Regions from separate parts of the Homo sapiens genome. Here region 2 is linked to region 1. A link is an interaction called in ENCODE POLR2A ChIA-PET data of the cell type or tissue named here. Cell type or tissue: A673. All regions are shown on one strand. Each heading gives the region's core, and the rest is flanking DNA. Links, peaks and the distances in the headings are about the cores only. Region 1 overlaps RHBDD1 (rhomboid domain containing 1). Region 2 overlaps IRS1 (insulin receptor substrate 1).

What was found. Peaks named below come from ENCODE experiments on the same cell type or tissue, not always from the same donor. Only the 100,000 strongest peaks of a DNase experiment are listed, where the experiment ranks them.
Region 2: POLR2A ChIA-PET joins it to region 1 with 20 read pairs; 3 of 35 experiments call an interaction of 5 or more read pairs at or near these places.

The regions. Positions count from the first base shown.
Region 1 is chr2:226,852,330-226,857,721 of GRCh38, forward strand. The region is part of intron 3 of RHBDD1 (rhomboid domain containing 1); the gene reads left to right. Among named protein-coding and RNA genes, the nearest start is that of RHBDD1, 19 kb to the left of the region's middle. In A673, for the core only: no CTCF peak of the experiment used is centred there; no DNase peak of the experiment used is centred there.
Region 2 is chr2:226,756,492-226,761,883 of GRCh38, forward strand. The region is part of intron 1 of IRS1 (insulin receptor substrate 1); the gene reads right to left. Among named protein-coding and RNA genes, the nearest start is that of IRS1, 41 kb to the right of the region's middle. In A673, for the core only: no CTCF peak of the experiment used is centred there; a DNase peak (open chromatin) is centred at 2,580.

The sequences.
Region 1 (5,392 bases), core at 270-5,269:
TTTTATAAAAATGTCTGTGTGCAATGGCTCCAGAAATTCTGGTGACTCTAGAATACCTAAAGTGATGGTACAAGGATATGGCACCTTTGGCAGGTTATTAGGTCATGAGAGTGGACCCCTCATGAATTGGATTAGTGTCCTTATGAAATGGACCCCAGAGAGCTCTCTTGCTCTCTTTCTACCATGTGAGTATATAACAGAAAAGCAGCTCACAACCCATAAGAGGGCCCTCACCAGAACCCAACCATTCTTGTACCCTGATGTCACACTTCCAGCCTGCAGAACTGTGAGAAATAAATTTCTGTTGTTTGTAATCATCCTGTCTATGGTACTTAGTTATAGCAGCCTGAACTAAGACAATTGCCAGAAACAATATCTAACTCAAAATTTATTGCTCTACCTTGTCTCTTTTAGTAAGATCTTATTTTTTAAATTTAATTAATCTTATTTTATTTTTAGCTATCCACTATCATAGCTCACCACAGCCTCAAAGTCCTAGGCTCAAGTGATCCTCCTGCCTCAGCCTCCTAAGTACCTAGGATTATAGGTGTGTGCCACTGCACCTGGCTAATTTATTATTATTATTATTATTATTATTATTATTATTATTATTATTATTTGTAGAGATGAGGTCTTGCTATGTTTTCCAGGCTGGTCTTGAATTCCTGGCCTCAAGCAGTCCTCCTACATTGGCCTTACAAAATGCTGGGATTATAGGCGAGAGCCACTGAGCCAAGCCTGCAGATTTTCTTTTCTTATTATTAAATTCTAATTAAATTTTACACTGCATATTACAGATGGATGTTGAGCTAAAATGAAGCATTGTTTTGGTCCCTTTTACTACTTTTAAAACATTCAAACTTCAGCTTATCCTCCAGGAAGCATTTATGTGAAAGAAAAGTCACTGACATCTCTTCTAAATGTTCCTGGTCTAGTGACTTAAGTTAAAAAATATTGGCCACGAAGCAGAACATTGAACTATTTCCTGGCATGCCTCTAGATCACAGCCTAGAATTTTAGAAGATTTTTATTTAACTACTTATAGCCATTTGAGGCATCTGGTACATGCTGTGGAAGTGCAGAATGTGGAACTCGGCTTTCTTGAGGCAGGCCAGGCTGCTGGGGCGGCTCACAGGCATAGGGGTCTCGCAAGGGTCACAGCTGGGAGGCAGGAAACTGCAGGGCTTCACGGCGGAACAGCACTGTCTGGTGGGAAGAGCTGAGTTTGAGTCCTTATACTCCAGCTTCTGGGCATCATCACCTTGGTTTCTTTATCTGTGTAATAAAGTGGAATTTCTGTCTGTCTTTCATGGTTTCACACCAAAACTACTGGAAGGACTTTTACTAAATTGGGCACAAGATGTAATGTGTGGGATGCATGTGAAATTTACTTTCGTCCCCTCTTGTGGTGAGAGAGTCCATGTGACTGCCCATCTGTGGGAATGGCCTTGCTTATTAAGCACGTTGGACAGAGAAAGTGAAGGACTGAAATTTCAGCATCCCCAGAAAGTCTGAAGGGCCGAAGCTCCATGGATGTACATCTCACGTGGGCAACTCTACGGAGTGTGCTTTAGAATGGGCAGCTGGACAGTTAAGTGATTTTCTTGGCCGGTGGTGGGTAGACCCGCTAATCGATAAGGTGGAACTAATTTCTTCTACAGGATTGTGAGAATTAAGTGAAATGAAGCAAATTGTATGTAATTACTTTTAAACTATAATTGCATAAAAGTTATTATTGGGAGGTATGTAAATATTATAAGACCTTGATTCCTGGGATGAATAGCTTGAAGTTGATCAGATGATGTTGATAAATATTTAATATCTGCTAATACTTATATGGTACTTATGTTTCAGGCATTATTCTAAGTGTTTTACCTATATTACTCATCAACAACTCTATGAGGTGGTCCTTATTATTATTTAGTATCTGTTTTATAAATGAGGAGACTGAGGTAGAGATTGATTAACAACTTAACCTAAGGGCCGGGCGTGGTGGCTCACACCTGTAATCCCAGCACTTTAGGAGGCTGAGGCAGGCGGATCACCCAAGGTTAGGGGTTCAAAACCAGACTGGCCAACATGGTGAAACCCTGTCTCTACTAAAAAATACAAAAATTAGCTGGGTATGCTGGCGCGCGCCTGTAATCCTAGCTACTCAGGAGGTTGAGGCAGAATAATTGCTTAAACCTGGGAGGCGGAGGTTGCAGTGAGCCAAGATCGCAGATCGCACCACTGCACACCAGCCTGGGTGACAGAGCCAGACTCTGTTTCGAAAAAAAAAAAAAAAAAAGGCGCTTACCTAATGTCATATAGCTCCCAAGCAATTAAGCAGGATTTGAACCTAAGTCATTTGACTCCAGAGTCCATTCCATTAATTATGACACTATTCATCGTTTTTTTAAATCTACTTAAAGATATTTTTTCCATAAAGAGTATCACTACCTGAGATACTATGCAGTGTTTTAACCATGAATATAGAAAGTCATTGAGTGGATTGAGGTGGGGGGCACAACATAGTGAAATTGGATTTTAAGCAAATTGAGTCAGGTGCTGTGTAAGTAGACTAGGGGAAGAGTGTAAGGTGATAAAGGCCTGATTTCTGTTGAGATCTTTCAGTGTATAATACATGTTCTTATTAATGGCTTATCTGTCTAGAACATTCTTCATATGTCCAATTTAGTGGTCTTAAATCCCAACTCCTCAGAGGTTACATATTTTGCCTATACATGCCTTCCACATGGGTGGCACTGATACTAAAGGCAGGCTATTATAAAGGACATCTGGACATTATCCCACTAAGGGATCAGAAATTTTGTATTTGTATTCATCTGGGGAGATGGTGTATGAAGGAAAAAAGGAAGGAGGAGCTTTTATGTCTTAAGAACTCTAGGTTTGAGCTTGGGTATGGTGGCTCACACCTGTAATCTCAATACTTTGGGAGGCCAAAGTGGGAGGATTGCTTGAAGCAAGGCGCTCAAGAGCAGCCTGGACAACACAGCAAGACCCCATCTCTACAAAAAATAAAAAACTAGCTGGGTGTGGTGACACTTGCATGTAGTCCCAGCTTGGGAGGCTGCAGTGGGAGGACCACTTGAGCCTAGGAATTCAAGGCTGCTGTGAGCTATGATTGTACCACTGCACTCCAGCCTGGCAGCAGAATGAGACCCTGTCTCTAAAAAACAAAAAACCCTCTAGGTTTGATAAATTAAAGTCAGAAAGATACAGCCAGTTGTCATTAGAGAGATAGTCTAATGGTTGTGTCAAGCTGGGTGAGAAAGTTTCTTAATATGGTTATAACAATAAAGTGTATGAAGTTGGAGAACCATTGTATTAAAGGTCTCAGTAGGCTTCAAAAGGAGAAAATGCTCTCAGTTCCCAATTTCTTCTGGAATACAGTCTAAGTTGTAGATATTTCTGTGAATAGATACTGGAATATAATTATTGAGAGAGTGTCACAGTAGTCATAAAGACGAGATTCCCATTACCATCCTAATATAATTTGATTCCAGTTTTTATTTTATATGCATGAAGTCAGTTTTCATTCATTTTGATTGTCTTCATTTCTTTGTATCTCTGCCATTAATGTGAAGGAAGGAAACAGAGATCCCTACTCTAATTCCCTCTGATTTTATCATTAATGTAGCTCTGGAAGACATTTAATGGATTAGATAGCCGGAAAAAAATGTCATTTATGTGCAACTAGTCATCAAATAATTATGCTGTCTAACTAAGATTCCACACTATACCCCCAGGACTCCCTGTTTACTAATCAACTCAGGTAGAATATGCATTCTGGTAAATTGAACATGGTGTAATGATGTGAAGCCATACTATCTGCTATTATGTTAAATATTTAAATATTAAATTTTAAAAGCACAATTTACATGTTATTCAAACAACTATGTTTTGCATATAGCAAAGCTTTTTGAAATGTATTCATGTATTTGAAAAGAGAAAACAGATTGCGAGTATTCAGTTAATAAATTCGTGTTTTTCACTAAATGCAAATATATATTATACCATTTTCTTATTTTCAAAACTATCTTGAAAATCTACATTTTGTAACTGGATTCTCTTGGAACCTAAGGAAACTAAGGCTTTTAAGAAAAATAAAATTATGCTAAGAAGTTTTATTGGAAGAACAAAGAATTTTATTATTATTATCTTGGACTAAAATGTTCTCATCCATTGGCTCTATAGTAACAGTAACAAGTGGAGCAAACAGTTTCATAAGTTTGGGCTAGAAAAGCCATGAATGAATAAGATTCCTGAGAGAGTTACAGGGGTTGGAAGAAAAGCTCCAGTTCAGTTTATTCCTAGAGAAAGATGACTATAATGAAACAAAATAAGAGAGAAAAAAATGCATGTAGCGTTTGTGTATATTTTGACCACGTTAATGCGCTATTTGTGATGCACTAATTTGCTGTCTAGCTCTTGTAATTAAAAAAGCAGAGGAAGTTTTTATGTTTAATATAAATAATTTGCTATTTTCATAGCATTTTTGCTTTGTTTGCAGTAATAAAACACACTAACCCTTCTTTTTCTAAATAATTGCACAGAATTTGCAGTCAAATGTGTTGGCCTAAGCAATATTTTGCCATTGAAGTACATTCTCTTTCCCTTCCAACATGTTATATCACAGGGGAATGGTAGAGCTGCAGTCTTTGCAGTTTAACCAGGACAGTTTCTGTGTGGTTTCACCTTTTTTTCTGAAGATTTCTCTTGACCTGAGCTTGTTGAATAATTTTCTGTAGAAAGTGTAAGAGAGTGTGTGTGTGTGTGTGTGTTTGGGTACACGTGTGCTTGTGTGTGTGCCTGTGAACATGTGTGTGTTTATATTGTATTTTAAGCAATGAAAATCTAAGCATTTTCATAGTATCATGAGTCGTTAGAGGAATGAAAATCAGTATTACTTCACATCCACCAGGATGGCTACAGTAAAAAAAGATGGATAAATACAAGCATTGTTGAGGATGTGGTGAAACTGGAACCCCTGTACAGTGCTGAAGGGAATGTAAAGGGTGTAGAAATTTGGAAAAAATTTCACAGTTACTCAGAAAGTTAAACATAAAGTCAACCATATGAGCCAGCAATTTCACTCTTATGTATATACCCCAGAGAACTGAAAACATGTTCATAAAAATTGTACATGAATGTTTATAGCAGCATTATTCATTAGAGTCAAAAAGTGGAAACAAATGTCCATCAGCTGATGAATGGATGAATAAAATGTGGTATATTCATACAATAAAATACTATTTGACCATAAAAAGAAACAAAGTATCGATAATTGCTACAACATGGATGAACTATGAAATCATTATGCTAAGGGAAATAAGCCAAATACAAAAGGCCATGTATTGTGTGACTTCATGTAGATGAAATGTCCAGA
Region 2 (5,392 bases), core at 317-5,316, 96 kb before region 1:
CTAACATATTTTCCCTTTAGAACACAACTAGGACACATGGTTTTTTAAATCAGATGACTTATTGATCAATTATAATATGCTTATTGATGCAGAACAATAGCAACGTGACCTAAGGCTCAGGGATTCAATCCACAACTGGGATAGGTTATAAGGAAGAACAGAATTGTCTCCTTTAAAATACAATGGCTCTGGCTGGGCGAGGTGGCTCACGCCTGTAAGCCCAGAACTCTGGGAGGCCCAGGTGGGTGGATCACAAGGTCAAGATATAGAGACCATCCTGGCCAACATGATGAAACCCCGTCTCTACTAAAAATACAAAAATTAGCTGGGCACGATGGCGTGCGCCTGTGGTCCCAGCTACTCGGGAGGCTGAGACAGGAGAATCACGTGAACCCAGGAGGTGGAGGTTGCAGTGAGCTGAAATCACGCCACTGCACTCCAGCCTGGTGACAGAGTGAGACTCCGTCTAATAAATAAATAAATAAATAAATAAATAAATAAATAAATAAATAAAATACAATGGCTGCTTTCCCTAACAGGCTGTATGTAGCCAAAGAGAGGCCTAACTGCTTATGTGCTTGCTTCCAATGACAAAGTGCGTGTGTAAGAAGCACAGATATACTTGACTGTTTATAAACTACTGCAATTAATAATTTATGACAACGACTGCAAGTCATACAACATCTGAGGGTACCTATAATACACTAAGCAAGAAGCTTTCACTACTAGAGGATGGTACGGTTTGAACTCTCCTGGAGCCCTGGTTCTGGGCATTCAGTAGGCCAGCAGTTCCCAAACATGTTCTACAGAACATGAGCTCCATGAGAAACAGTCTTGTGAGGCTGAGGCACAGTGGCTCACAACTGTGATCTTGGCACTTTGGGAGGCTGAGGTGGGCAGATCACCTGAGGTGAGGGGTTCGAGACCAGCCTGACCAACATGGTAAAAACCAATCTCTACTAAAAAATACAAAAATTAGCCAGGCATGGTGGGGTGTGCCTGTAGTCCCAGCTACTCAGGAGGCTGAGGCAAGAAAATTGCTTGAACCCGAAAGTGGAGGTTGCAGTGAGCCAAGGAAAGAAATAGAGTCTTGTGTCCAAAGACATTTAGGAAATATCTCCCTCCTGACATCTCTCATCTCATATTAGAGCTTGATATTTTGTTTAACCATGTGTTTCCTACACTTATAATCTGAAAATATGTAGTTTTCATTTCATATCTGTGCTAACTACTCTAACATCTTGTAAAATACATTTTGAGAAATACTGCATTAAAATTTTCCCTCAAAAAGCCTTTTCCCTTGAACTTTGCTATTCACAAAGCATTCTGATAAAATATTCAACAAAAGATACATAGGCATAAGCAAAAGAAACATATTTTAGAATAGAAAAGTTGATTTAAAAATTAACAACAAAATGTTTTATTTAAGAATATCACATTTGTGTTTTTAGCCCTAAATTTCTAATATGGTTTGTAGTTAATAAGAAAAATACTAACATATCAATAATTTACAATTTGCCAAAACATTTATGTGTCAAAAGAATTCTTTGCTTCTCTGATTTTGAAGGAAAAGAAAATGAGAGAGGCAGAGACAAAAAAATGGATTAAAAAGTGGAGAGACAGCTTCTTCCCCTAATTATTCACAGATTCCATTTGAATTCAGAAAACGATTCTTCACATTTCAGGACTCATGTATGAAGGTTGTTTTATTTTTACTTCATGGAATTGGTGGATGAATGTTATATAAATTATTACTGCACAAATAATTTTAAATAATACTTGAAGAATGAGACAAAAATAATATTTTAAATTTCTAGAACAGCAGCTATATCATTAGTCTACTACCATGACCACTACCATGACCAAACACGTGATGAGTAAGTCTAAAATCATAAAAACACCATAAGTGAAAATCGAATACCTTTATTTTCTAAAACATTAAGCAGAATGTCATATTACCTTTTAGCCTAAATACTTTCCCAATATACAGTTGAATATCAGGAAAATGTAAAATTTGAATGCCTAAATATAAATATTTAGACTTGGGTAGAAATTTTCCTCTTATTAGAGGGTTAAACTTTGATATAATATAGAAATAATTATAATGAATCAGACAATTACTTTGATCCCCTTCTTGGTTTCCAAGAGGCTGTGATGATACACAATATTTTCTAAGATATCTCTATGTGCCTCAAGTATCTACTGCTAGAAATGTGGAAATGAAACATAAAAGGCATCATGTTTACAGGGAGTTTAAAAAAAAAAGGTGTCAGTGAAGGGATGAGGTTAAATGATTGGATGCTAATGGAAACCACCTCCAAATTAGCCAGACAGGACACACCCAACCTACCCTTCCTAAAATATCCAAGGAAGTGAAATTTGTGATGCTCTACAGATAGATACAGGTACTGTCTTTCAAGACCTTCTTGTAAATTCCTTTAGCAAAGATGCTCATTGCACATTACAAATTATTTTGCCCAGTAACTGTGGAATAAGTGGTTGTGTGATTATACATTCACTTCTATTTGTGTCCAGAGTATGACTCATAGAGGCCCAATGGGGGATAATGAAAAAATCGGCTCTAATATCCAAAACTGCCTGTGTCCGGGGCTGGTGCAAGGGATTACACAAGCCTCAAAACACAAATAAAAGTCACAAACTAGCAAGTAATATTCATTAGGCACCCATGTGGTTTTGAAAGACAATTCCAAATGCTTTCTTATATAAATGTGAGATATGGTTGCTAGATTTTTACAATGCCATGCTGGAAAATGGAAAAATTCTCTCTACAAAGGAAAACGTTTAGTCTGGAGAAAATGTTTACAGAGGTTTGCAGCAAATAAACTTCTAAATATAGTACCAGCACTTAATAAAGGGTCAAATAAGCTCTGGGTTCTTGAGCCTGAAGTTTTCAAGGATTTTGACACAGCCCCAATGAACCATGGCAGAACCATGGCAGCTGGCAAATGCCCTGAACCATTAGCCATCAAACAGCTGCTGAAGCAAGTCACATTCCACAATTCTGTAGCACTTCCTATCATATAGTAACAGTTGGTATGTGCCCAAATTTATTTTCTCACTAAAGCTGAATGAAGATCATGTGAGCAGAGAAACACTTTTATGATTAAAGCAGATATACATTTTCAGATGTATTTTTTAAATGAATGGAAAACAATGAAAACTTTTTCAAAATTCATGCAAAGACAAATAAACACCCTTTTTTGATATAACTTAAAACTACATAGTTTCTTTATAGCAGAGAAAATACAAGAGAATCAGAAGTCACAATAAAATGCAAATATGCCATGAAAAACAAAGCCATGAAAATGCACTGAAATGTTTTGTCTCCTAGCACTCTGTTGGAACTTGTACATAGGCTTAGCTGAGAAAGAAGAGTTATGCGCTGGGTGCTGTGGCTCACACCTGTAATCCCAACGTTTTGGGAGTGCGAGGCAGGCAGATCGCTTGAGCTCAGGCGTTTGAGACCAGCCTGGCCAACGTGGCAAAACCCCACCTCTATTTTTAGAAGTACAAAACAGCCATGTGTGGTGGCGCATGCCTGTAGTCCCAGCTACTTGGGGGGCTGGGGCTGGAGGATCGCTTAAGCCCAGGAGGTTGAGCTGCAGTGAACCGTGATTGTGCTACTGCACTCCAGGCTGGGTATCAAAGTGAGACCCTGTCTCAGAAAAAAAATAATAATAATAATGCATATAGAATAAGTCTACCATCCAAATGAGTCATTTATGTGCACAAATTAAATTTTTTTCTTTTTTTGTCTTATTGCAAGATTAAAAATTAATTTTAAAACTACAATTCAATAAGTGGCTTTACTAAAATGTTCCTTAAAATATTATTTTGACAAAAGCCGGCATCAAGAATCTCATTCTTACTCCTCAGAGAGAGTTGAAAATACCCAATTACTTTATAAAATGTCAATACAAGAGGATCTCACAGATAGCAAATCTAATAGTGTCCAGTCCACACTTCCCTACAAATACATGCGGTCATAATTTTTTTTACCCTCTTAATCTGCTGTGGCTCCATTAGTAAGCCCCTAAAAATGCAACCTGGCATTTACATTCTTGTCCATCTGGAATGTCTCTGCATCAGAGGAAAACCCTCAACCCCACCCCCCTCCACAAAAGATGAACAAGTGCACAGCTGGTATAAATCTGGGCACGTATGAAGGCAACCACTTGCATGCATGCATACACAAGGCTAAATGTTTAATCCCTCAAGCACCCTCTTCTACCCATTTTCAGATGATGCTAGGAAGGATATGATTTGCTTTTTTAAAAAATTGAATTATGTACTTTTATTAGACACCAAACAATTCCTTATTGAAAAGATATTGCAAGAAAAAAAGCTTGAAAACTTGCCATCAAAGCTGTCTGAAGTCCAAAGTGCTATCTTTTGCTGTCACCAGAAGACTTGGAACCAAATAGGCAGAAAGCTAAGGTCAATCTTGTGAAAGTATGATTGTGAAACCTAACCCTAGACCTCTGTCCTCTTCAGAGCAGCAGATTCACATATGTGCATTTCAGCAGAGATGCAGGAATTGCTGATGTTTTCCATGCTGCTTCCATGAAAACCAACACTTGCAGGGTTCACTGCCAGCTCATGATGTGAAGCTAAACTTAGAAATCAAGCTGGGTTCTATATTGAGCTACACCACCTAAGTAGCTGTGGGCAGGAATATGACTATATAGACAACTCCAATTCTTAACTATTGGTTTTTAACGAGAAGAGCAGACCAATAAAATTCAGCTTTCTAAAACAACAACATAATTGCTTTGGAATGCATTTTGGTAATAAATTTGGCTGCTGTAACTGAGGTTTTGAGAGGACAACTACAGGGGGCACTATTTACACCATTCTGGGTGTGAAAACAATTCCATGGAATTGTGCTGTACACAGCCCAGGTGACTGCCGGGTTTATTGTCATTCTATACCAACTTCCAAGAGCTCTATCCCAGGGAAAAAAAGTATCCATTGTATCTCTCTGATACTTTCCTACTTTGCTATATTCCTCTGTTTCTTTCTGGCCCCCTTCTCCACTCTGGTCAACTGTCACTTATAGTGACAGTTTTGTTTCTTATCAAACTTTAAATCGAATAAAAGCTAGTTGAGCTTCCAGAGAGCTTTACTCTTCCCACAAAGAATCCTAAGTTGTAGATGATTCAGATATTAAAATTTGAGCAGAACTAGAATTTTATAGGTACCTCAATAAACCTGAAATTCCCCAAATCCAAAACTCTGGAAGAGTTCCCTAACATAATTAGCTACAAATTTTCAATCTTGAAACTTAAATGACTGTTCCATGAATGCAGTTTGGAAATCATGACAAAGCCATAAGTACAGACATGGATAACAGAGGTTGCCAGGTGGCATT